Linked DNA regions of Homo sapiens: all the other regions are linked to region 2. A link is an interaction called in ENCODE POLR2A ChIA-PET data of the cell type or tissue named here. Cell type or tissue: OCI-LY7. All regions are shown on one strand. Each heading gives the region's core, and the rest is flanking DNA. Links, peaks and the distances in the headings are about the cores only.

The links. ChIA-PET counts read pairs that join two places held together with the same protein. Peaks named below come from ENCODE experiments on the same cell type or tissue, not always from the same donor. Only the 100,000 strongest peaks of a DNase experiment are listed, where the experiment ranks them.
Region 1: POLR2A ChIA-PET joins it to region 2 with 5 read pairs; 2 of 35 experiments call an interaction of 5 or more read pairs at or near these places.
Region 3: POLR2A ChIA-PET joins it to region 2 with 5 read pairs; 2 of 35 experiments call an interaction of 5 or more read pairs at or near these places.

What each region holds. Positions count from the first base shown.
Region 1 is chr5:74,022,055-74,030,301 of GRCh38, reverse strand. No RefSeq gene overlaps it. Among named protein-coding and RNA genes, the nearest start is that of LINC02122, 77 kb to the left of the region's middle. In OCI-LY7, for the core only: a CTCF peak has its summit at 3,832; no DNase peak of the experiment used is centred there.
Region 2 is chr5:73,956,004-73,964,250 of GRCh38, reverse strand. The region is part of intron 1 of LOC105379034 (a long non-coding RNA gene); the gene reads right to left. Among named protein-coding and RNA genes, the nearest start is that of LINC02122, 140 kb to the left of the region's middle. In OCI-LY7, for the core only: no CTCF peak of the experiment used is centred there; a DNase peak (open chromatin) is centred at 4,040; H3K4me3 peaks cover 1,537 bases; H3K27ac peaks cover 3,327 bases.
Region 3 is chr5:74,294,350-74,302,596 of GRCh38, reverse strand. It overlaps LOC124901004 (a long non-coding RNA gene), which reads right to left and starts at 8,183. Exons shown (of 2, transcript XR_007058821.1): 1 at 8,078-8,183; 2 at 170-229. In OCI-LY7, for the core only: no CTCF peak of the experiment used is centred there; no DNase peak of the experiment used is centred there.

The DNA of each region.
Region 1 (8,247 bases), core at 1,608-5,607, 67 kb before region 2:
TTGCATATATCTAACCCAAATCTTGTGTTATTTCAAATGGTGCTATATTTGCCTATGCTTGTAAATTGAATAACATCAATATGCAAAACTGATGCATTTTTCTTTTTAGGGAGAACATAATCTCCCAAAGCCACTCCATTGGTGATGTGACTTGATTTTTTTCTGAATCAAGAAATTTGGATAAACTTGGTGATTCAGAAGGATTGATTACTACAGATAACCCACTTATGCTTAACTAGGTCTTGAACCATGAATGCATGAACTTTAATTTGCAAGCCTCTTTCTCCACAGCTAGCCATGGTTAGAGAGAGATGTTATGGAGGAAGGACGAGTAAAACTCCAAGTTATTAAGGAGGAAAAAGAGGCTGCTTAGTTGATTAATCATTGTAGAAGCCTCCATCACATTCAGCCTGGGAGATTTCATTCATTCACACAAACGCCTGCCACTTTCTACACCCAGGAGTTGTATCATCCACCAGGCACACTAGAAATGTGGTTAGTGCTACCAAGGACCTAATGTTTTAATCTGGTTTAATTTTAATTAATTTAAATTCAAATAGCACATGTGGCTAGTGGCTACTGTATTGCACAGTACAGGCATAAGAACATTTCTACTCAAATCTTCATGATGATACGATGGGCTTTAACAAACCCTTGATAATAAAAGGCAAAAGCTGCAAATGTTATAGGTCAATATTCTCTCCACAAATCTTTATTTTTAAGTTTTAAAAATATAACCCAAATGTTTGTGTTCCCTCAACCTCTTCTTCAAGGTCCTAAGAAACATTGAGGAAAGAGATAATCGTAGGATAGAATTTTTCTTTTCTTTTCAAGTACCTACAATTCTCAGATGTTAGACTGACTTCTTCCATAACTGACTTTTAAATCAAAGTATCCAAAAATGAATATGCAAATACATTGTCAATGATTTCAATTCAGGAAGAAGCTGCTCCAAGATCTCATTATTCTGAATGACATGGAAGAATCACGTACACATTGCCCATTTCCTATCTCATTATTTTCTGGTGTAGAACTGCAAATCCCATTAGCAGATTTTCCTTCAGCCCCCTGAACAATCTGTGAGTGACTCACACTTTAGAACATCTTTGCTGCTGGATTACTTTGAAAGGCAGAAGTTGGGACGGTGTCAGGGATAGGCTGAAGATGAGAGGAATACCTAACACGTGCCTTGTTTGCAAATTTTCATTTCAGTCATTTAAAAAGTAATTAAGGAAAGAGGATCTTGATAAGATAGAATTCAACTCCCCTCTTTTAATGGATTCAGGGAATGAGGAAACATAAAGATAATCCATCATCGCATTACTGCCATCACCAGAGTTGTCTGTTTCAAAGAGCCTCTTTCCTTCACCAGGAGGACACAGAGCTTCGTGTGCTCATTTGGGTGTCAAGAAATAATAAAATGATAAATCTGCAGACTTGGAAACAGCAGCTCTCAGATCAGAGCTGAAAATGTCTGCTCTGTGTTCTGTGGGTCTTTGCTTCTTGTGAGTCCAGACACCTGTCACAAAACTATGTGGCTGTGGGTGGCCCTATTTGTAGGATTTCTAAGCCATCTGACCCTAGATAAACCTTGGTGCTTTTTAAGAGCCAGCTTAGGTGCTGGACCAAATGGTGAAAAATTGCTTCCTGACTAATTGATGAGCCAGGGTGCTTTGATGTTACAAGTGTGGTTGGAGCCTAATGCAGCCATATCATGAGGAACACTGTGTCATCAGCGGGATGTGGAAAACCACTCCTCAACTGCTTACCAAGAGGCAAACCGTCAATAATGAGATGGTTTGGAAGCTGAGGTTATGAGTCATTCATGTAGATGCAGGTAGAGGCTGGTCCTAGGCCCCCAGCGACACTGATATAAAAGAATTTATAAGCATGTATTTTAGGACAATTTTACAAAATAACAGAAAATATCCATTGAGTCCTTAGTGTGTTTTTCACACATTATCTTTAACCTCACCACACCATTTTTGATAGGTTCAAGTATTTTTTTTCTCTTCCCCACATGAAAGAAGCATGACTTGGAGAGGTTAAAATTCCCACCCAAGATCATGCATTTAAAAAGTGAGAAAACCAATATTCAAATTTAGGTCTTTCTGACCCCAGAGCCTGTGATTTTTCTGTTTCACTAAGGCCAGTTGCAGAGATATGCTTGTCTCAGCTGTTTTCCAGTATGATGTATCTGAAGGACAAGAGGAAGAATTTCAAAAAAGTCTCCAATTTTCTTGCCTTAGAGCATCTACCGAAAGAAAAAAAAAAATGAGAGAGAACCCAAAGTCAAAGATAAGAGCCCTGGAAGAATCTGCTCTGAAGAATGGCCTTGGGGCCAACTCAGTATTTACTCAATTCATAAAGGAACTGAGCTGGAGTCCTCATTAGTTGGGTGTGTCCTTGGTAAACCAATTATTAAACCCTGGTATGAGGGATGAAATGGCTTTGTGTTTAGTTTTTGGCTTTATCAATTTCTGATGACTATCCACAAAAATTATAAATACATAAACATTTTTCTACAGCGATTCTTCTTTCAGAAAAGTAACCTACAGATATACTTGTATATGTACTAAAGGATGAATGTACAAGGTTGTTCCTTGGAGCGTTTTGTAGTAAAAAATAGGAAACAACCCAAGTTTTTATCAATAGAGAACTGATTCAATAAATTATAGAACATCCATACAAGAGAATACTATAAACTATAAAGAAGAATGAGAAAGCTTCCTATAAAATGATACAGAAAGAGCTCTAGGATATATAGTTAATTGAAAAAAGGAAGGTATTAAACATTGTTTATAACATGGTAACTTTTGTGTAAAAGAAGTAAGAAGAAAAGAAGCTCATGCTTCCTGATAGAACATAAAGAGACTATGGAAGAAACTAAGAATAGTGGTTACCATGGCGCTGGAAAGAAAGAGCATGGCAGATGAGGGACAAGGATGGTATGGAGTGTTTTACCCGTTTTGGATTTTCAAACATGCAAATAGTATTCAAGGAATAAATCAAAAGATGAAAATGACAAGTCCTATGCTAAAAGATACATTCTCTGAGAACATATTCACAATAGGGCTGTGCTTTTTTTCTCTGATGAAGAACACCAGACTCTTAAGCCAATGGCCAGGGTCGAAATGCTTACTTTGCCACTTCCTAACGGTGTTAAATTTTCTGAGTCTCAGTTTTCTCATTTTAAATAAAAAAGAAGAAATAACATCATTATTTTGAGGGCTGACCAAAATAATGTGAAAAAGTGCACGGTTAACCTTAAAACCTCTTCCAAAACATGGTGTGTCACTCCAAGGCAGTGAACTCAAGGCCTAGGAAGATGGGCCTTGCTAAATACTAGCCAGAGCTCCAGAGAATCCTCCTGCCTCCTCTTTTGGCCTGGAATTTTACCAAGAAGGCTTGTCAGAATGGACTTGAGACCCTTAGAAGTGCCTCTCCTGTATCTTCCATCGCAGTGATGCAGCCAACCTTAGTGCCTAATATCCAGATGAACCCATCTTCCCTCCTGGCCATTGTCTTACTTTATCCTGTGAGTGATCCTGGTAGTAAAGAAAATCAATGTCTGGTTCTAAATCCCAGGAGACCAGATTTTTATCTGGACACAGGTGTCTCAAAATTATCAGCCCTAAATGATAGCGGTGATGATTGCACAGCTTCCAGGAAACAAAGCCAGAGGTGGCTATTGACCAAATGGGCGTTACACAGCTGCAAACTGATGCATGGTGGCTTTGATTTTCCATCTTGAGATAGGAGATGGGAGATAACTTCTTCAAGACTGCATTTGGATTTTTGAAGATAAAATTCCTAGGCCCAGCTGCCTGTTTTGGCTGTCCCTTCTGGCATATACTGCCACCTAAGGGCTTGCAGCTTAGTTCCTTTGTGGGGGCTTTGCTCCTGCAACATGGCCCCTTTAGGTTTGCTGATGGCCTTTCTCCTCAACAGTAACACATTCCCAGGGGGATACTTCCTGCCCTTGTAGCACACATGAGCATTTTAGCAGTTAAATTTGTCTGAGTTCTGCCTCTGTCCACTCTCCTAAATCTAGATAATTCCCTTCTCTCCCGTGCTACACAGGAAGAGTCTTCTCTTTCTGATAGCTAAAGCTCCCATCCTTTCCCTCCTTTTTTTTCCCCGTTGCCTTTTCTCTCTTTTTTCAATATTGAGAGAAGTTTCCTGTATCTTGATTTGAACAAAACAATGCCTAAGACCTGGTTACTTCAAGCAGCTAAAGTACCCCAGGGTACAAACCTCTTCCTGTCTGTCAAGAAATGAGGGAGAGCTGAACCATAGCTCCTCCCAGTACCTGCTGCTTTGCCCCTTCTCCTGCTCTGTTCCAAGACTCTGAAACCTAGGACACCTGTAACCCTGCCTGCTCATCGGCTATGGAGTCAGGCCTCGCATTCCCCAGTTGTGCTGGACACCCTCTGTCCTTGTTCAAACTGTTCCCTGACAACTCTGAAATGGGCTTTCTTTAAGCATTCCCATTGAAAGAAAAATAATTATAAAGACAAGCTGATGTGGAAGCAGTTATTTATCAGCTCTGATGACGAACGTGCAAGTCACTCCATTCTAAACAATAAAGTCTCCAATTTATACATCTGACTTAGACCAAATAATTTGATTGTTTTAATCCTTAATAATTGCTAACATAGTGCCAAGCACTATTTGAAGTACTGGTCTCAGGTCCAGTTCCCCAGCAGAGCCTGAGCCAGGGATTCTGTGCAAAGGAAGGAATAATTTATGGAGGGAAAACCAGGAAAGGCGTGAGAGCAGGGCAGGGAAAGAAGATAAACAAAGAATGGCTTTAGAAGTCTAGCCCCAGCCTGATCCTATGGGAGTTCTGACTAGTGGATTGTACCACAGCGTTTAGTCCTCCAGAAGCAGGGGTGCTGGCTCTTATAACCCTGAACCAGTAGGTCATTAGTTATGGGCCACTTGCAGTAGTGGGTGCTGGGAGAGTGCATAACAAGCACCCCCTCAAGAGAGTACCTGTCAGCCAGGGGCAAGCCTCTTGAGAAGGGTGCAGGTGTGAATATTTCTTTTCTTTTCTTTTCTTTTCTTTTCTTTTCTTTTCTTTTCTTTTCTTTTCTTTTTCTTTTTCTTTTTCTTTTTCTTTTTTTTTTTTTTTTTGACATGAAGTCTTGCTCTGTTGCCCAGGCTGGAGTGCAGTGGCGTGATCTTGGCTCACTGCAACCTCCACCTCCTGGGTTCAAGTGATTCTCCTGCCTCAGCCTCCTGAGTAGCTGGGACTACAGGTGTGCGCCACCACAACTGGCTAATTTTTGTATTTTTAGCAGAGACGGGGCTTCTCCATGTTGCCCAGGCTAGTCTCAAACTCCTGACCTCAAGTGATCTGCCCACTTCAGCCTCCCAAAGTGCTGGGATTGCAGGTGTGAGCCACCATGCCTGGTCAGGTCTGAGTCTTTAGTGGCCCAAACCCTCAGCAGGTAGGGATGGGTATTTGCATGGAGTAGCCTCAGCGTCTGTTGCAGCACTCTGCCAACATTAAATTATTTAGTCGCCACACCGTTTCAGGTAGATTACTATTTTATAATCCCCATATTACAGAAGAGGAATCCGAGACAGCGGGTTAGCAAGTATATTGATGAAGGTCACACAGAGCTGTGATTTAAACCAGTCTGACTCTAGCATCTGTGTGTAGCCTCCATATGAACCTGCTCTTCACACTGGAAGATGTGAAGCAGCATAAACGGGCAAACTCTTTTCCTTACATGCTCACCGGGTCACTTTGGTTAGTGGTTACATCCACTCAGGCAAAATGATTATTATATTTCACGAGCAGATATTAAATTTTTTTATTACTGCAACATAAGGATTGACAGACGAATACTTTTGAAAATAGAATAAAGACTTGATAGCAACACAATTACACCAAAAAATGCAATAATATATATTACTCCATTTCTAATTTTAAAGCACAGTTTATTCTCTATATTTTATTAAATCCATATTCTCACAAATTTCCATGAATATTATTTTAAAGGCTGAAACAAAAATTAAAGACAGTAGGAAATAAACTCTTCATATTCGTGTTATAAAAATGTTTTGATTCGGTTTGCCGGCTTCAGTTTGAATCCAGCAGCACATCAAAAAGCTTATCCGCTACTATCGAATCGGCTTCATCCCTGGGATGCAAGGCTGGTTTAACAGGCACAAATCAATAAACGTAAATCCATCACATAAACAGAACCACGGACAAAAATCACATGATTATCTCAATAGATGCAGAAAAGGCGTTTGATGAAATTCAATAACCCTTCATGTTAAAAACTCTCAAACTAGGTATTCATGGAATGTATCTCAAAATGATAAGAGCTATTTATGACAAACCCACAGCCAATATCACACTGAATGGGCAAAAGCTGGAAGCATTCCCTTTGAAGACCAGCACAAGACAAGGATGCCCTCTCTCACCACTCCATTCAACATAGTATTGAAAGTTCTGGTGAGGGCAATCAGGCAAGAGAAAGAAAGAAAGCATATTCAGATAGGAAGAGAGGAAGTCAAATTGTCTCTGTTTGCAGATGATATGATTGTATATTTGGAAAACCTCATCGTCTCAGCCCAAAAACTCCTTAAGCTGATAAGCAACTTCAGCAAAGTCTCAGGATACAAAATCAATGTGCAAAAATCAGAAGCATTCCTATATACCAATAATAGACAAACAGCCAAATCATGAGTGAACTCCAATTCACAATTGCTAAGAGAATAAAATACCTAGGAATACAAATTACAAGAGATGTGAAGAACCTCTTCAAGGAGAACTACAAACCACTGCTCAATGAAATAAAAGAGGACACAAACAAATGGAAAAACATTCCATGCTCATGGATAGGAAGAATCAATATCATGAAAATGGCCATGCTGCCCAAAGTAATTTATAGATTCAATGCTATCCCCAACAAGCTACCATTGACTTTCTTCACAGAATTAGAAAAAACTACTTTAACATTCATATGGAACCAAAAAGGAGCCTGTATAGTCAAGGCAATCCTAAGCAAAAAGAACAAAGCTGGAGGCATCACACTACTTGACTTCAAACTATACTACAAGGCTATGGTAACAAAAAACAGCATGGTACTGGTACCAAAATAGATATATAGACAAATGGAACAGAACGGAAGCCTCAGAAATAACACCACACATCTACAACCATCTGATCTTTGACAAACCTGACAAAAGCAAACAATGGGGAAAGGATTCCCTATTTAATAAGTGGTGTTGGGAAAACTGGCTAGCCATATGCAGAAAACTGAAACTGGACCCCTTCCTTACACCTTATACAAAAATTAAGATGGATTAAAGACTTAAACATAAAACATAAAACCATAAAAATCCTAGAAGAAAACCTAGGCAATACCATCCAGGACATAGGCATGAGCAAAGACTTCATGACTAAAACACAAAAAGAAATGGCAACAAAAGCCAAACTTGAAAAATAGGATCTAATTAAACTAAAGAGCTTCTGCACAGCAAAAGAAACTATCATCAGAGTGATCAGGCAACCTACAGAATGGGAGAAAATTTTTGCAATCTATCCATCTGACAAAGGGCTAATATCCAGAATCTACAAAGAACTTATACAAATTTACAAGAAAAAAACAACCCCATCAAAAAGTAAGCGAAGGATATATGAACAGACACTTCTCAAAAGAAGACATTTATGTGGCCAATAAACACATGAAAAAAAACCTCATAATCGCTGGTCATTAGAGAAATGCAAATCAAAACCACAATGAGATACCATCTCACACCAGTTAGAATGCCCCTCATTAAAAAGTCAGGAAACAACAGGTGCTGGAGAAGATGTGGAGAAATAGGAACCCTTTTACACTGTTGGTGGCAGTGTAAATTAGTTCAACCATTGTGGAGGACAGTGTGGCGATTCCTCAGGGATCTAGAACCAGCAATACCGTTTGACCCAGCAATCCCATTACTGGCTATATACCCAAAGGATTATAAATCATTCTATAAAGATACATGCACATGTACATTTATTGTGGCACTGTTCACAATAGCAAAGACTTGGAACCAGCCCAACTGCCTATCAATGATAGCCTGGATAAAGAAAATGTGGCACATATACATCATGGAATACTATGCAGCCATTAAAAGGATGAGTTCATGTCCTTTGCAGGGACATGGGTGAAGCTGGAAACCATCATTCTCAGCAAACTAACACAAGAACAGAAAACCAAACACCGCATGTTCTCACTC
Region 2 (8,247 bases), core at 2,469-6,468:
CCCTCCCCAAGCTCCATTCCTCCTAGCAGTCGCTTCTCTGAGTAGCATGGATAGAGGCAAGCAGATTTCTTCTTCCATAAAATAAGCTGTTTAGACTGAATGACTTTTACAATAAAGTGCAGCTTCAAACTTTTAGGGCTCAGATTTGGGGGCTCTGGTGATGTCCCTCCTACTAAATTCTATTCTAAATTCCCAGGGAAGCCATCTGTTAATGCATTTTACACAGCACTAAGCTCCAAGAACACAAAGCCACATGAGGCCATACCCTACTTTGTACCTACCAGAGCGTCTTCTTCGGGACCACCCTCACAATACAATTCAAGGGTACAATTTAGGCCAGATATTGTGATTTATATCTGCCTGCCTGGACAATAAGGCCATCATGTGGGAACTATTTCTAATTCAGTCTTTTGTATGATGCCGAGTTGTCACAGCCACAAAGACGTGAGCCAACACAACGTATGTGGACTGTGCCAGGAAACTCTACTAAGCTCTTTTGCTCACCTTATCTCATTGAGCCCTGCAGAACCTTTCAGTTAAGATGTGCTAACCCCATTCTATGTATGAAGGCGCTGAAGTTCAAAGAAGTTAAGTACCATCCCCAATGTCATACATGTCAGTGATGGGATTGGGAGATGAAAGTAGGGGTCTGCCTCTCTACCTAATCCTCTTAATGTTTAAAGTGCCCACGTTGTAGGCTCCTTGGGGGCAAACACAGACAACCTGCATTTCTTTGGGCCTTTTCATAGCACCCAGCACAGAGCTGTGCACCTCCTAGAACCTCATTTGCTGTTCTCCTACCAGCCCATCATTCTGAGCTAAGGCCTATGAAGTCGGCTGAACTCCACTTCTGCCTTCCAACAGCTGCCATGTCCATTTCTGGCTTTCACCCCACCTTATTATTCTTGTCATAATATCATCCATGACTACTGTGTACCAAACAAAAACAAAAACTATTAGTTTGGGAAGCTATCACAGGTATGAAATGAATTCAGAAAATTTGGCTCCCAGCCTGCTGAAACTTGAGGAATTGAGCAAGCACATGTTGTTGGTCAAGTTTCGGGATTTTTTTAAAGATGTGTGGCTCCCTTAGCTTTCGTTCCACATTCTTTGGGTGCTTGGCTGGATGTTTGATGTGCAGCATTAAATTAACTTCCCAGCCCTGATAACATCCCAGGGTTGTTAAATGCACCGAGGTACTTGGTAATTCATCTCACTTGAAATTTTCTCAGCTCGGTAAGCATGCATTCATTATCATAGAAATCACTTTCATGCTTAACAAACATATCTGGCATATTCTCAGCGTTCACATTTTCCACTGTCACCTAACCTGTCATGAAACATGCTTTGTGTATACAAATAAACAATTTACGCAGAGATGATTTTTCACTGTGTCTAAGGAAAGACAGTCAAGTTTCAGGTTCTCTTCGGAGAGAGGATTCTCAGTCCTCAAAAGTCGCTACATTTTGACTCTGAGTAGTAGTTTTCCTCTAACTTGGTGGGCCCTCCTTCCATTTAAGACCTGGTTTAAGATTCACCCCCTGCATGAAGGTTTCCCTGAGTAATAACACATCTTCCCATTCCCCCAGGTTGTAAGCGTGCAGTTTGTGCATCACTCTTTCCCGTGTTTACAGGCTGTGGTTGCCGCTTCCCTCAGGTTGCGAGGTCATGTGAGTGTGCTCCCTTCCATGAGACTACAGGGATTGCTGCAGTTTCTTCTAATTCCTTTTTGTTTCTCCTACACTCTTTTGTGTTTCTCATGGTGTTATGCCCTCTGTAATAAATGTGTATCAGCGTTGGGTACCATGATATTATATTTCTTCGAAAATCTCCTACAAAGACCCAACAGACACGACAAATCTGCTATGTATTCAACCACACAGAGGACATCCAAAGGAAGTTGAAAAATGTAGCCTGTTTCTTTCATGTTGCCTACAATTGACTTGTAGAGGTAAGATTTCATAGATAAACTAATAACATACATTAGTATGATACATCCTTAGTGTTCTCCAGTGCACACTTTGAATGAGTTCTCATGAATCATGATTGAAGATATAGACTTACAACCAGCCAAATTGTCCAGGCATACATGTATAGATTATCTTATACATTGTCAACTCAGAGTATTTAAAAATTTAAAAATTGGTTGCCAATAAATTTATAAAGATAGGACCTATCACCAATGTCCATATTTCTGTCTTCTCTTGAAAAATTCCTTGTGCAATCTGTGACGTCCACCTCAAAACTGGATTTTGCTCCCCTTTTTCAGGTTCCATGCAGTAATGTTGGAGAAATTATAAAATTGCATTTCTTTGTAAGAAGTGGCCCTAAAAAGACAGTCAACCAGCTTTATAAGTAACTTAAGTCCTATATTTATACACGTCATTAAGAGACTGAAGGAGCACTTAAATTTTTCTACAACACTTTATTGCATTGCATGAAGGATACTATTATGTTGTCAGAATTTTTGCAATTTTGCAGATTTGCTAAGGCTTTAGAATGTATCTCTGGTGAATTTCAGGGGTCTACTGCATATAATAAGCCACTAACTGTGTGGGAGAGATCAAAATGCTAACCTTAAGGAATCAGGGAAGGGATTCATGTGGGTTAGAATGATTAGGAAGACTTTCACCATTCACTACTGGAGCTTATGGACACACAGGCAAACTAATCTAAAGAGATAGGTTAGTTTTTTAAGATCACAGCAACATCTCTCAATTACCCAGAATTCAGATGTCTTGTAAATTTCCCTATCTAAAAAACTTTGGGGAAACATCAAAAGGACACTACAATATTCAAAATGGGTCTCACAACATCCACATACTGAAATGTGCCTATTTTATTCCTAAGAAAATCTCATTCAGAGACTCTTTACTCTCACCTTACTTAAAGTCCACTAAGATTGGGTACTGGTCTCTTCATTCAAAGTTGAGTAGAAATGACTAGTTTAAGGAGAAATCGTAGAAGTAGGCCTACTGATAGCAGCAAGAAGTTACACCAACAGAATGACAGCAATGAAGGATAGAAAAAATATTCTAAAAATCAGAACCAAGAATTCCAAAGGCCTCACTACCCAGAGCCATCTAGCGACAAAACCTTGGTAACACGTTGGCCAAACCTGGACCGGTATAAGGATGACGGTTTAACGCTCGCTCTGACTTATCAAAAAAAAGGCTAACTTGTGTTGAAAATTGTTGTTCAGGATGTCAGAGAACTATGTTACACATTTCAAAAAAGATTTTCATTTAAATGACTAAAATAAATACATATTTACTCAAAGGGAATAAGTTTCAGTTATCTGGAATATTCTTATCATGCATGGCTTAATTCCCCAATAATGCTGGAGAGGTGTGACTGTATTGTATCTCGTAAAGTTATGTGTATATGTTCAATTTGTAAAAACATGAGGAAACAATCAGTGTTCAGAGAGATAACCATTCTTTTTAATTATAATCCATTTGAGTCAAACTGTAAATATTGCCATACCTGAACACAAAATGAAATAAACATGCTCAAGGATATTTACTGACCCACACTAACTCTGTGAGTCAATTTGATTTCAAAATGAACTGCCTCCAAAGCACTCCAAACCCCCTTCCTCTCACATGCAACAGAGGCAAGGCTGGACATTACAAGACAGAAAACAGAACAACCAAAACATATTGCTCATTAACCACAAGCATATGGAACACTCAAGCATGTTTTAATCAGTGTGGTCCAATTGAACCACAGTACCGAGGTACATCACTTCCAGTAAATGGACACTAATTATTTTCCATTAAAGAAGTATCAAGTAGCAGTCTCAAAATCAGGCCCTTCTAAATTACTCTTCTGTTCAATAACCCTGTCATCTATAAGGGTATGCATTATGTGGTGCTTGATACCCCAGCCGGAAGTAATACAGAGCTACTCTGCAGTCAATTCTTCTCATGTCACTTTGATAGAGAGGGTGCTTTCTCCTCCAAGTCAAATGGAAAAAGGGTTTGGCCTTTAGCATGTGTCTTCTCTCAGGTGTTTGTGGTTAGGTCAGGCAGGACCACCTGCACCGGAAGTGGGACAGATAGCAAGGGAAAGAACACTTCTCTGGAGGCTGGAGGCAGTATGAAAAAAAGAGGAAATGAACATCTTGTTCGCATGTATGAGTCCACACTCAGGTCCAATGTCTGCAGGAAAACTAAGGTTTTCGGAAAGCATCTGGAGAGCAAAGTTAAACATAAAAAAGAAATCGGCCGTGCATGGTGGCTCACGCCTGTAATCCCAGCACTTTGGGAGGCTGAGGCGGGTGGATCACGAGGTCAGGAGTTCAAGACCAGCCTGGCCAAGGTGGTGAAACCCCATCTCTACTAAAAATACAAAAATTAGCCAGGCGTGGTGGTGCACGCCTGTAATCCCAGCTACTCCGGAGGCTGAGGCAGAGGTTGCAGTGAGCTGAGATCGCACCACCGCACTCCAGCCTGGGTGACAGAACAAGACTCCATCTCAAAAAAAAAAAAAAAAAAAAAAAAAAAAAAGTAAGACAATTTCTGAAGTTGAAAACTGAAGCACCTTTTTTCCCTGTCAACTCTGACTCTCAAACTCAGAATTAGCATCATTATCATCATTTTCATCATCATCATTATTACATCACTTATTTTTTCAGTATTTTGTATAAATGAAGCCCTATGCCAAGCATTTTACATACACACATGCTCTTACCTAATCCTATGAGGTAGCTATGACCTTCCTATTTTTATTGTTAAGGAAACAAAAAAGTAGCTAAAGAGACTTGCTTAAGTGATACAAAGTGGTAGAATTGGGATTTGAATCCAGGCATCTGACTCCAAAACCCATTCACTAATGGACATTCTTACACCCATCAAAGTAACCACGTCACCCCTACAACCTCTTCCATGGTGTCGGGCTCAAGAAAACCCTCTAAGTCCTGGTTGGAGGAAGTGGTCCCGTCCAAAAAGGGTTTCAGTTTAGGAGTGAAAGGGCTCCAACTCTCTGAGACTTGCAAGGCCACACTCAGATTCCTGTCTTTGCTGCCCTCTGGCCCCCTATACCTCCCAATCAAAATGTCTAGTGTCTCATTATACCCTAAGTCTGCTTTCACTGCCATGCCCAAGTAGTGTGACTACAACCCATCCATGTAGTTATACCTTAGAGAGGGAAAGAATGATTGAACTCTAGGGAAAGGACTTTCCTCATTGCAGTTGCCTTTAAACATACATAAGATCAATTGCCTAGTCCGAGAGCTGCCAGGTCTTAAATAAGTCCTAGGTAGGTTAAAACACCAATTAGTGGTTTCTTCTTATCCACCTGCCAATCATCTCAAATGTGTCTATCGTAATCATTTTTATTTTCCCATAAAGTTGATTGGTTTCTTGCAATTAAAATCCTTCAGCATCACCTTCCCTTGAGTTCCCATTACCAAATCTTCTTTAAAATGTCCATCTTTTTAATTAGGTGGCCCATGCAGATGAAGCCAAATTCTTTGGCTGGCCAGGAGGAAAAATGTGCCATAAGGAAAGAGGTGACAAAACAGTTGATCTCTCTTTCTGCATCCCATCTGTTCCATCCCCAGTCACCTCTTTTGCTTAGGGAAAGAGGAACACCTAATACATTTTCCTTTTTAGTTGAACCGTGGGCATCAGCTTCCTCTTTCTTTCATCTCTGTCTTTAGGTACATAACATGCTTGTTTCTTTTGCCTGGTTGATAGTTTCCTCTGGGAACTGTGAAAGTTATCAAAATCAAAATGGAGTCACTAATGTGAGAAGGGAAAAAAACACTGACAAATAGAGCTGGGGAAGGTCATGAAAAGAGGGTTCTCATGCTTTTATGCCTGATAACAAAAATTATCACAAAAAGACTGCACAAACCACAGCCTTGACCAACAGCCATCACAACCTTACACACACAAAAAAAAATACTTCTGCAAGGACATCTGCTCATCAACTGCCCGTCCAGCCTCAGACTGGTGTCACCCTTGTTATTGATCTTTGCAGCCAAAGATAATTATTTTAAAACAATTGCGCAACCCTCCTTATTTTTTTCCTTTAAAAACCTTTGTCTTCCTTTACCTGCCTGAATATGCATGTCATTTGCTGTACCACACATATTCCCATGAAACTGCTCTATTCCCAAATAAATATCTTTTTCTATTAGAGAGCCACTCCCTGTTATTTAGGTTGACAGAACTAAGCTGTTAGGTGATTTGCATACTTGGGTAGCCAACAACACTTAATCCCTGCCTTTTTTCTCTCTCCCTTCCCATTTACTATCAGACCCTTTTATCACAGCTATCCTTCTCCTGAAATCATAAATAGCCATCAGCTTCTCATGGCCTTTGCCAGAGTTGCCCACTCTCTGAAGACTCCTCCCTACTTGTGGGAACCAAACAGAACTAGCTAAGTTTCCCACCTCCTCCAAACTTATCACCAAAACCTTCAAAGCTTGTTGTGTCCCAGCCCACACAGTTGATTGGGGGAAAGGGAGGGAAGTCAGATCAGCTGGAGCCTAGCACAGAAGAGTGGCTGGTGTGGAAAACTGGGAACTGAGGGAACATCAAGGGCTGGGCCCAGGCAGGGCTGAGCCTGGGAGCAGGAGCCAGAAGCCCCAGAAGGTTAAATCAAGAGCAAAAGTACGTAGACCCAGAGTGATGTGAGAGGTGGGAACCAGAAGAGGAGATGAGTCACACGGAGCAACAGAATGCTGGGGGCCTATCCAAAGGAAGAGCTCCGTCCAAACAAGTCAGGACAGGAGATGCATGAGTGTGAGGTGAATCCAAGGGCAGGAATCAGGGAGTCCTGAAGGGAACAGGAGCTAAAGGGAAGTAGGGGTCATGTGCAAAGCAACAAGAAGACAGGAGAAGGGGTGTGTGGTGCATTCTCCAAGGGCTGAGTCTAGCATCTACCGCTGAGACAGCATTCCCACCATCTTCCACGTCTGTTCATTCTAGAAGCATGTGACAGTCCACATGCTGTAAAGCCACCATGAATGGCTTCTGACAGTCTGTCATTCCTCTCTGATCTGGGGCATTGTTTTCCAATCAACATTCAGGACACTTGAATCCAATTTTGCACTCTAAAGACTATTCCTTTGCTAGTTAGGGGTCAGACCTTGACTCAACTTCCAATATTGCTAGGTACTATTGATTAACTTGATTGGTTTTGATCTACAAAATGGCAATTTCACATGGTTCAACCTAATTTTACCTGACCTTGGACAGGTTACATCACTTCTCCAAGCCTCGGTTTTCTTTCCTGTAACATGAAGAAAATAATACCCACCATTGGCCAGGTACGGTGGCTTACGCCTGTAATCCCAGCACTTTGGGAGGCCGAGGTGGGTGGATCACGAGGTCAGGAGATCTAGACCATCCTGGCTAACACAGTGAAACCCCATCTCTAAAAAATACAAAAAATTAGCTGGGCGTGGTGGCGGGCACCTGTAGTCCCAGCTACTTGGGAGGCTGAGGCAGGAGAATGGCATGAACCCAGGAGGTGGAGCTTGCAGTGAGCCGAGATCGCGCCACTGCACTCCAGCCTGGGCAACAGAGCGAGACTCCGTCTCAAAAATAATAATAATAATAATAATAATACCTACCATTCATTGGTGATTAGATGAATTAATGTATTTTACAGTGCTTGGTATAATGTCTTATACCTGGTAAATGCTCAATAAATACTAGGTATTGTTATCCTGGATTTGCAGGAATAATAAACATCTTAGAACTGAATTTGACAGTAAAACACTCTGAATTCTCCCTTAGCAGGTAATCTTTGACATACATAACACATTTGGTATTCTGTAGTACAAGGCCCATCATAGTTGTTTTATCTGCCTCTAAGTACAGTGGAGCATATGCTTAAAACCATGCATGGGCTTTGGAGTCTACCAGTCATTGGTTGAATCCTAGCTTCACCACTGAATGACCTTCAGCAAATTACTCAACTTCTCTGAACCTCAGCCTGCTTATCTGTAAATTTGGGATACAAATAGTACCTGCAGAGACATATTGCCTGTGAAGTGCTAGCATAGTGCATGGTAGATCATGAGTGCCTGATGAATGGTGGTCCCTGCATGCTGGCCAGATCTCAATTCCAACCTAGATCCGTCCACTAATTCCAGCTCCAGTATGAAGACACACCAACCCTTATGTAGGAAGGAGAACGTTAAGCACATGCTCCTACCCTCCATTCTGGTGGTCCTGGATTTACCCTGCCATTGGCTTGTTTTGTTGGGTGGCCAAATGTTTCATTTCA
Region 3 (8,247 bases), core at 1,608-5,607, 340 kb before region 2:
GTTATCAATCACCATCATCATCACCATCATCATCAAATTCTGAGGCATGAAAGTCTCATTGACAATCTCCCTCATGTCTCCATGGTGTAGTTTTACCTCCTGACTTGCTTTGAATGTGAAATTTTGGCTTTACATCTTTGGGTCATGCAGTTGTCCAATTTACTTCCAGCTGCCTTGGAAATCTGCCCATCCACTTCATCATTCTTACGTTCATTCTGCATCTGAACACCTGGATGAAAAATGAAAAACTCAATCAAATCTTCAGCTATTTACTCCATGTTGTACCAAACATTTAAGTTGTTCTAAATATTTGGAGCATTGACAAATTTTTAGTCTGCTTTTGGATATTTGGCAGATTAAAAATCAGAAGACACAACTTTATCCTGGGCAAGGCCAGGAAGAAACAAATCTCTTTCACGTGATCAATTTGAAACAGCCTGTTGATGTGGACAACATTTTTGTTTGACGGATCAGAACAATTTTAAAAATTGTTTTTACCAAAAAATGGGTGTCCCCTTGCAAGATGTTGGATGGGATGAAGATTAAGATTGGGGTAAGGCTATCTCTTGCAAACATTATAGTTTATAATTCCATGATTTATTTAAATTAAGATATAATTTACATTCAATGCAATTCACCAGTTTTAAGTATACAATTTGATGAGTTTTGAAACATATACACTATCACCACATCAAACTATGGACTATTTCCATCACTCTAGGAATGTCCCTCATCCCTTTACAGTCAGTTCCCATCCCTTTCAAGCACTGATCTGCTTTCTCTCACTATAATTCTGCCTTTTGTAGAACTTCATATAAATGAAATCATAGGATATGTGTTCTTACATCTGGCTTTTTTCACTGAGCATAATTCTTTTGAGATACTGCATGTCATTGTATGTATCTGTAGTTCATACCTTTTTATTATTGAGTAGTAGTTCATCATACCACAATTTGTTTATCTATTCACCAGTTGATGGATATTTGGCTATTATGAATAATGCTGCTATGAACATTCAAGTACAAGTTGTTGCACAGATGTAAATTTTCATTTCACTTGGATAAATACCTAGGAATGGGAATGCTAAGTTGTAAGTATACGTTTGACTTTTGACAAAACTGTTAAACTGTTTGCCAAAGTGGCTGAACATTTCACATGTCCACCAGCAAAGTGTGGGAATTCCCACACCCCAGTTTCAGCAACACTTTGTATGGTAATTGATATGGTTTGGCTCTGTGTCCCCACCCAAATCTCATCTCGAATTATAATCCCCATGTGTTGAGGGAGGGACCTGGTAGGAGTGATTGGATCATGGGGGCGGTTTCCCCCATGCTGTTCTTGTGTTAGTGAGCAATGATTTAAAAGTGGCAGTTTCCCCTGTACACGCTGTCTCTCCTGCCGCCATGTAAGACGTGCCTTGCTTCTCCTTCACCTTCTACTGTGACTGTAAGCTTCCTGAGGCCTCCCCTGCCATGCAGAACAGTGAGTCAATTAAACCTCTTTCATTTATAAACTACCCAGTCTCAGGTAGTCTCTTTATAGCAGTGTGAGAATGGACTAATACAGTCATCTTTCTTATTTTAGCTATCCTAGTGGATTTGTAGTGGTATTTCATTATGATTTCAGTTCTCATTTCCCTAATGACTATGATGTTGAGCGTCTTTTCATGGGTGTATAGGTCATTTACACATCTTTGGTGACCTTTCACCAAAGGTCTCCACATCTTTGGAGACCTTCTTTTCAAATTATTTGCCCATTTATTTTTAATAGATTATCTTATTGTTATTGTGTTATAAGAATTCTTTACATATTCTTGATCGCCTTTATTGAACTTATCTTCTGCTATTATTTTTCCCGGTTTGTGGTTTGCCTTTTATTTTTTTAGTGGTGTCTTTTGAAGGGGAGACATTTTAAATTTTAATAAAATTCAATTTATCAGTTTTTAAAATGGTTTGCATGTTTTGCATCCTACCAAAGAAATCTGCTTATTCCAAGGTCGTAAAGATTTTGTCATGTTGTCTTGTAGAATTTTATATTATTCTAGGCTCTAGAATTTAGATCTAGAACTCATTTTGAGTTGATTATTTTATAGGGTAAAGTGAAGATTGAGGTTCATTTATTTGTACGTAGACATCCATTTTCTCCCCAGCACTATTTGCTGAAGACTATCCTTGAATTACTTTGACATACTTTGTAACTTTTAAAGAATTGAAAGTTCTCTTTTTTTTCTTTTTTCAGTTATGCCAAAAAGTTTCCTTCAAAAAGATGTGCCAAATTATTGGGTACCATTTTAAAAAATTAAAAAGTTATTAAGAAGGTACTCAAAGATCTGTATATAAGGATGCTTATTATAACATTGCTTGTAATGATAAAAGCTGGAAACAGTTGTAGGGGATGAAAGATTTCTTTTCCTCACTTATCACTAGGTTCAAGGCTGAGGCACTATAATATAGATAAACAAGAGAAAACCATACAGTTTTATTTAATGTGTTTTATACAGTACAGGAGGCTTCAGACAAAGAAACCTGTATAATTTTATGGTAAGTTTGATGAAGGAGTCGATTGTTGTGGAGAAATGTGATTGGACAAAGGAGGTATGATCCAATGGTAATAAACTGGGGGGAACGTAGAAAGGCCTGTTTGTTTAGATTCTTCCCTGTGTTTCTATGTCTTCAGAAATGAGAATGTTCCTTTTCTGTGGGTTTAGAGTGGGCACCTTTCACATGAGCCTGTTATGACCTACTTCAGGAGAAGGTCAGAAAATTTTTTCTAGGTTTTATGGCCTACTCCAGGGCAGAAGGACAGGAGAAAGACAGAGAGACCCTCCTTTCTTTGCAGTTTTCTCAAATGCCAAGGTGTCATATCTTAAGGTAGTCTGTCCTGAACCCCATCACAATCTAAATATCTACCACCAGGAGGCAAGTTGAATAAATCATGGCATATTCATATAGTGTAATATTGCAGCCAATAAGAATCTGGATGATAATCTACATATGTGACCAGGAAAAGATATTCACAACATGCTTTAAGGGAACATGCAGAGATCACAAATAGGAAATCTGGTATTTCATTTTTGCAAGTACAAAAACAATAAAAATTATAATTGCTTATGCATATATAGAAACAGATGTAGAATATACAGTGGTTATCTTTGGATGCTAAGATTCCAGACAATCTATTTTTTTTAATATTTCCTTTTCAAAGAGTGTAAACTACCTTTAAAATTAGGGAAAACATTTCTGTTTTCTCTTTTTTGTTTTTTTGTTTTGAGACAGTGTCTTACTGTGTTGTCCAGGCTGGAGTGCAGTGGTGCGAACATGGCTCAGGCTTAAGGGATCCTGTCTTAGCCTCCTGTGTAGCTGGGATCATAGGTGCACATCACCATGCCCAGCTAATTTTTAAAATTTTTTAGAGACACATCTCACTTTGTTGACAAGGCTGGTCTCGAACTCCTGGCTTCAAACGATCCTCCTGCCTTTGCCTCCCAAAGTGCTGGGATTATAGGCATGAGCCACTGCTCCTGGCCAGAAAACATTTTTTTAACAAAAAAAATTATGTACTCTTGGCAGCAGTGTTTAAGGATTCCCAGAGACGTGGTTTAACAAATCAATATGCAACATTTTCACCTTAAATGCTTTTAGGTGGTATGAACTCTCTGGAAAGCCAGTTAGCTGCTGAAATCTGGTTTGCTTAAGCTAGAGAGACCCACAAAAGGCTTACTGTCTCAAAGATTTTGAAGAGAATGAGGCATTTAAAGCTTCATTTCCATTAAAATGCAAATTAGAATTAAGGTTAGCCATATGGTGATATTCTAATTTTCCCCCAATACTCCTTCTAACTCAAATAAGAGACAATTTCTATTTCTAAATTCTTTAATGATGTAATTCCTCACAATTAAAAGTATATGTAATATACTCTATTTTTCTATCAACAGCACATAGAAGTGCATCTGATCACTTGTAGGGCCATATGGTATGATGAGAAACTAATCTACTTTAAAAAGTTTTATTTTCCCAGAATATGTTCTCTCATTAGTTATATGTGTACCATCACTCAGCTTTTTAGAGGGTGGCACTCGGAACTTTGACAAAGCCTTAAATAAGCCTAAGAACTCAGAACACCTGGAAAATAAGGAATATTAGAAGATTAAGCATATACCACCAACTAAAGCCAGAGCAGGGCCAGACTGAAAGGCTCTGTGAGGACAAAGTATTTACAACACTGTGTCTGACTCCCAGAAGCCCCTAGAAAATTAGCTGGAGAAGAACATGGCTGCTCATTTAAGAACCACAGTCGTGTTTATATTAATACTTCCATGATCAAAGAAAACAATGTTTTAACTTCAGGGGTTCTTATATCTTTTATGATATGAAAATAATTAGAATCCTTAGCATTATCTTATTCATCATATAACCTTTTTATTACTCCTTTTTTTTTAATGTGAGAAAATTGAAGCTTCGGTAGAAAGTGTCAGAGTCTAGATTCGATCCCAGGTCTTCTGATCAAAGTCCTGTGTGTACACTCTTCCCCCACCTGCTTCCAGACCCCTTCTAGTCGCAGCCCCAGGAGCTCAAGCTCCTCATCTCCCGCTTGAGCCTTTCTCCAAGAAAATAGTCAAGGAGCCCCAGAAGCCTCTCAGGGGATAGAGGAGAAACTAAGTGAGCCAAGCAGAATGTGAATAAAACGCTTTACTCCATAGCATCAGACCCTCTGCTGGTTGCCCCGTTGTTTTTTGTAAACTATGTAGAAAGAACCTTGGAACTAGGGAGTATGAATCTGGCCACTGTGTAACCACAGGCACATCAGAAAAAGCTTATGAGACTAAGCAATTAACTAATTCAATGAGTATCTACTGCATCCTACCATGTATCCGTCACATGGCAAAATATAGCACATTCTCATTCATACTTACACTGAAATTTAGTGGTGCTGGGCAGCGGGGGACTATGTAATTGGCACAGATACCTAATATTTAAAGGCAGGAAACTTTTAGATGTAGATAAGAAAGCTAAGCATTGTTACTTATAAAATATATGCAAAATAAGTAATATATTTTTGTGGTGTATTACAATTTTCAAATCACATATTTACCAGTTGGATTCAAACAATACTGATGGTGAGAGAAATAGGTGTTATACCATTTTGCAGACAGGACAACTGAGGCTCAGAGGGCAGAGACTGTGTCTGACTAATGAGTATGTGAGCTTACACATTCTGAGTCTCAGGTATTCCTGCAGTTTATTTTAAGGCTTTGTTTGGACAAGCTCATTTTTTGTTTTGTTTTGTTTTAAGAGAGATAGGACTATATCTCTGTTTGCCAAAATAGACGAGCAAATTAGGAACTAGCTTGGCAGAATCTCCCTTTCCTAGAACGGATGTAGCAAGTTATAACACATGAGGGCCATGGCAAAGCAGCCGCCTCATAATTACCCCTGATCAGCCCTGTTGTGATTGCCCCTGACAGTCAGTCACTGGCACAGAATATGGGGATTCATTCATTCTCAATTTAAAAACCATATAAAATGACCCAAAGAGTTGTGTCTAATCTGATTCTTAAACATGCGTGTTCTGCTGATCAGTAGAAAGAGAACCCAGATGCATCAGCCTCCTTTGAGAATGCCTTTGGGAAAGTACCAGAGCGCTATAATGCTTTGAGCCTGAGCAGTGGCTGCCAGCAGCGAGCAGTCAGAACAGCTTCCACGGTGCACATCATTGACCTGGCTCCATGCCACTTGTGTTCTATAGTGGATGTTTCATCATCATGGGAAGGGGAGGCAAGGGGAGGAAGCAGGGGTCGGGCGATCATTTGGGAAGCTAGAAAGGTCAGATATGATGGCATCTGGTGGAAAATGCTTCTTACAGATTGAACAGTTTGGGGTGGGTATGAGGATAGCTCTCTAAGTGTCATTAATAAAGATGAAAATTGTTCCTGGAGAATTGTTAAGGCCCAATTATGATGGCTGAATATTAATGACATCACAACTGGGTCCTCTGCCTCTCACCATTTTCTTTTTGAAAATCTTTGGCTATTTGCCTTATCTTTAGTGCTTAAATTCCAGAAAATAACTATAGATGAGTGATTTACTTTGGTTATCTGAGCAAACAACCTAACTTACTAGAGGGAAATCAGACATAGCAGCTCTTTTTTGAGATGGCTTATTTAGGGTGTCAAGGCCATTTGTCTTCACGACCTTGCAATCAGCATTGTTCGTTTGCTCATTCCATCAACACTGTGGAAGAGACATGTGCCAGGGGCACATGCTGGGCACCATGGAGGATAAAGGGTGAACGAGAGGTAGCCTGAGTGGGTTTACAGTTGAGAAGGAGAAATGAGAGGATACACATGTGTCACAGGCTGTCCTTATGAACTGTCATGGGGGCTGAGCCCAGTGCAAAGATCCCTTCCTCTAGGAAATAAGGGAAGAAAGCCTTGGTGGTGTGGAATGGAAACAAGGAATGGTGAGGTATTTTAGTTCAGGGAGTGGTTAAAAAGGTAGAGTCCTTTTTCAGGAGTAGTACGTTTTCCTGTTTGGTTAGAATAAAGGTCTGAGGAAGGATATAGCAAGACCCCAGGCCGATGGGTAAGCTAGAGCCAAACTGTGGACGGTTTCAGTGTCAGGCTGAGGAACTCCTACTAGGCAGTGGGAGTAATGAAGGACTTTTTTGTTGAAGGCAGATGCAAACAAGCCTGTGCTTTAGAATGATTAATCTAACTGGTATACTGGAAGGATTGAAATGGAGAAATGCTATGGTGAGAGAGACAAATTGAGTGGGAGAGCTATTGCAATAGACCAGATGAAAGATCATGCAGGCCAGAGCTAAGAAAGATGGTGCATAGACTATGAGCTATTCAGAAATTAAAACTATCAAGTTTTGGAGACTGATTAGATGTGGGTCATTAGGGAGAAGAAAGAGATACAGATAAGTTCAAAGAGGGGCTGCAGTAGGAGGAGGAGCATGTTTTAAGGAAGACCTAGCAATTTCAGCCTAAGCCATGTATTCATTTGCTAGGGCTGCCAGAACAAAATACTGCACACTGGGTGGCTCATGTAACAGAAATTAATTTTCTCACTGTTCGGGAACTGAGAAGTCCAAGATCAAGGTACTGAATAAGTTTGGTGTCTCCTGAGGCCTCTTTCCTTGGCTTGTGGATGGCCACCCTCTTGCTGTCTCCTCCCATGGTCTCTCTTCTGTGTGCACATATCCTTCGTGTCTCTCTGCATGTCTGGTTTTCCTCTTCTTAAAAGATCACCAGTCGGATTGAATTAGGACCTACCATAATGGCCCCATTTAACTTAATTACTACATAAAGGCCCTATCTTCAAATTATAGCTGCATTCTGAGGTGAGACTTCAACACATGAATTTTATGGGGACACAATTCAGGCTCTAAGAGGACATGCAGAGTTTGAGGTACCAGTGGACCTTCCAGAGAACCTGCCTAGTAGATAGGTGGTTTGAAGCATACACTGGAGCTCAGGGGACAGGAGAGGGTTGGGGATGGAGAGGTGAATGTCAAAAATTGTGCATAAACTGAGATCTGGGGAGAAGATGAGAAGAGATCACTCTGGGGGTCATGGTGATGAAGATAATAATAAAATAGCAATAGCTGCTGTGCATCAAGTTTTCTGTATATTAGCACTGGGCTAAGCCCTGTGCATGCTTGGAATGACAGATCTGTGAAAGAACAATTATTACTGTTATTTTGATCATTTACCTTGATTTTATAGAAGAGAAACCTGAAGCTTGGAGTGGCAAAGTGATTTTCTAAGGCCTAATAGTTTTTAAGCAGCAGAACCAGAATGTGAAGTTCAAGTAAATCTGACTTCAAAGATCCATGCCCAAGCACAGGGCCACACTGCCTCCAAGGAAAGCAAGTAGAAGAGAAAGAAGAAAGTCAGAGGCAGCATCAGTATTTCGTAGGGGAAGCAAAGGAGGAAGAATAGGGAAGAGGAACTGAGAGGGGATAGTCAGAAAAGAGAAACATCAGAAAGAAAGGATGGGCCAGGAGCCAGAGGTGGTTTTGGGGCACAGCCAACAAGGCCAAATACAGCACAAGATGAGTAGGAAAGACTTACCAGTGGGCTGGGTGGCTGGTAACCTTCGTGAGAGCTGGCTTTCTGGAACATTGGAGGTAGATGACAGATGGCCATGTGTTGAGGAGAGATTGGGAAGTGAGAAGAGGAGGTGGCAAGCTTCGTCATCATAGGAAGAAGGCGAGAAAGCTATGGTGGGAGGGGAACAGAGA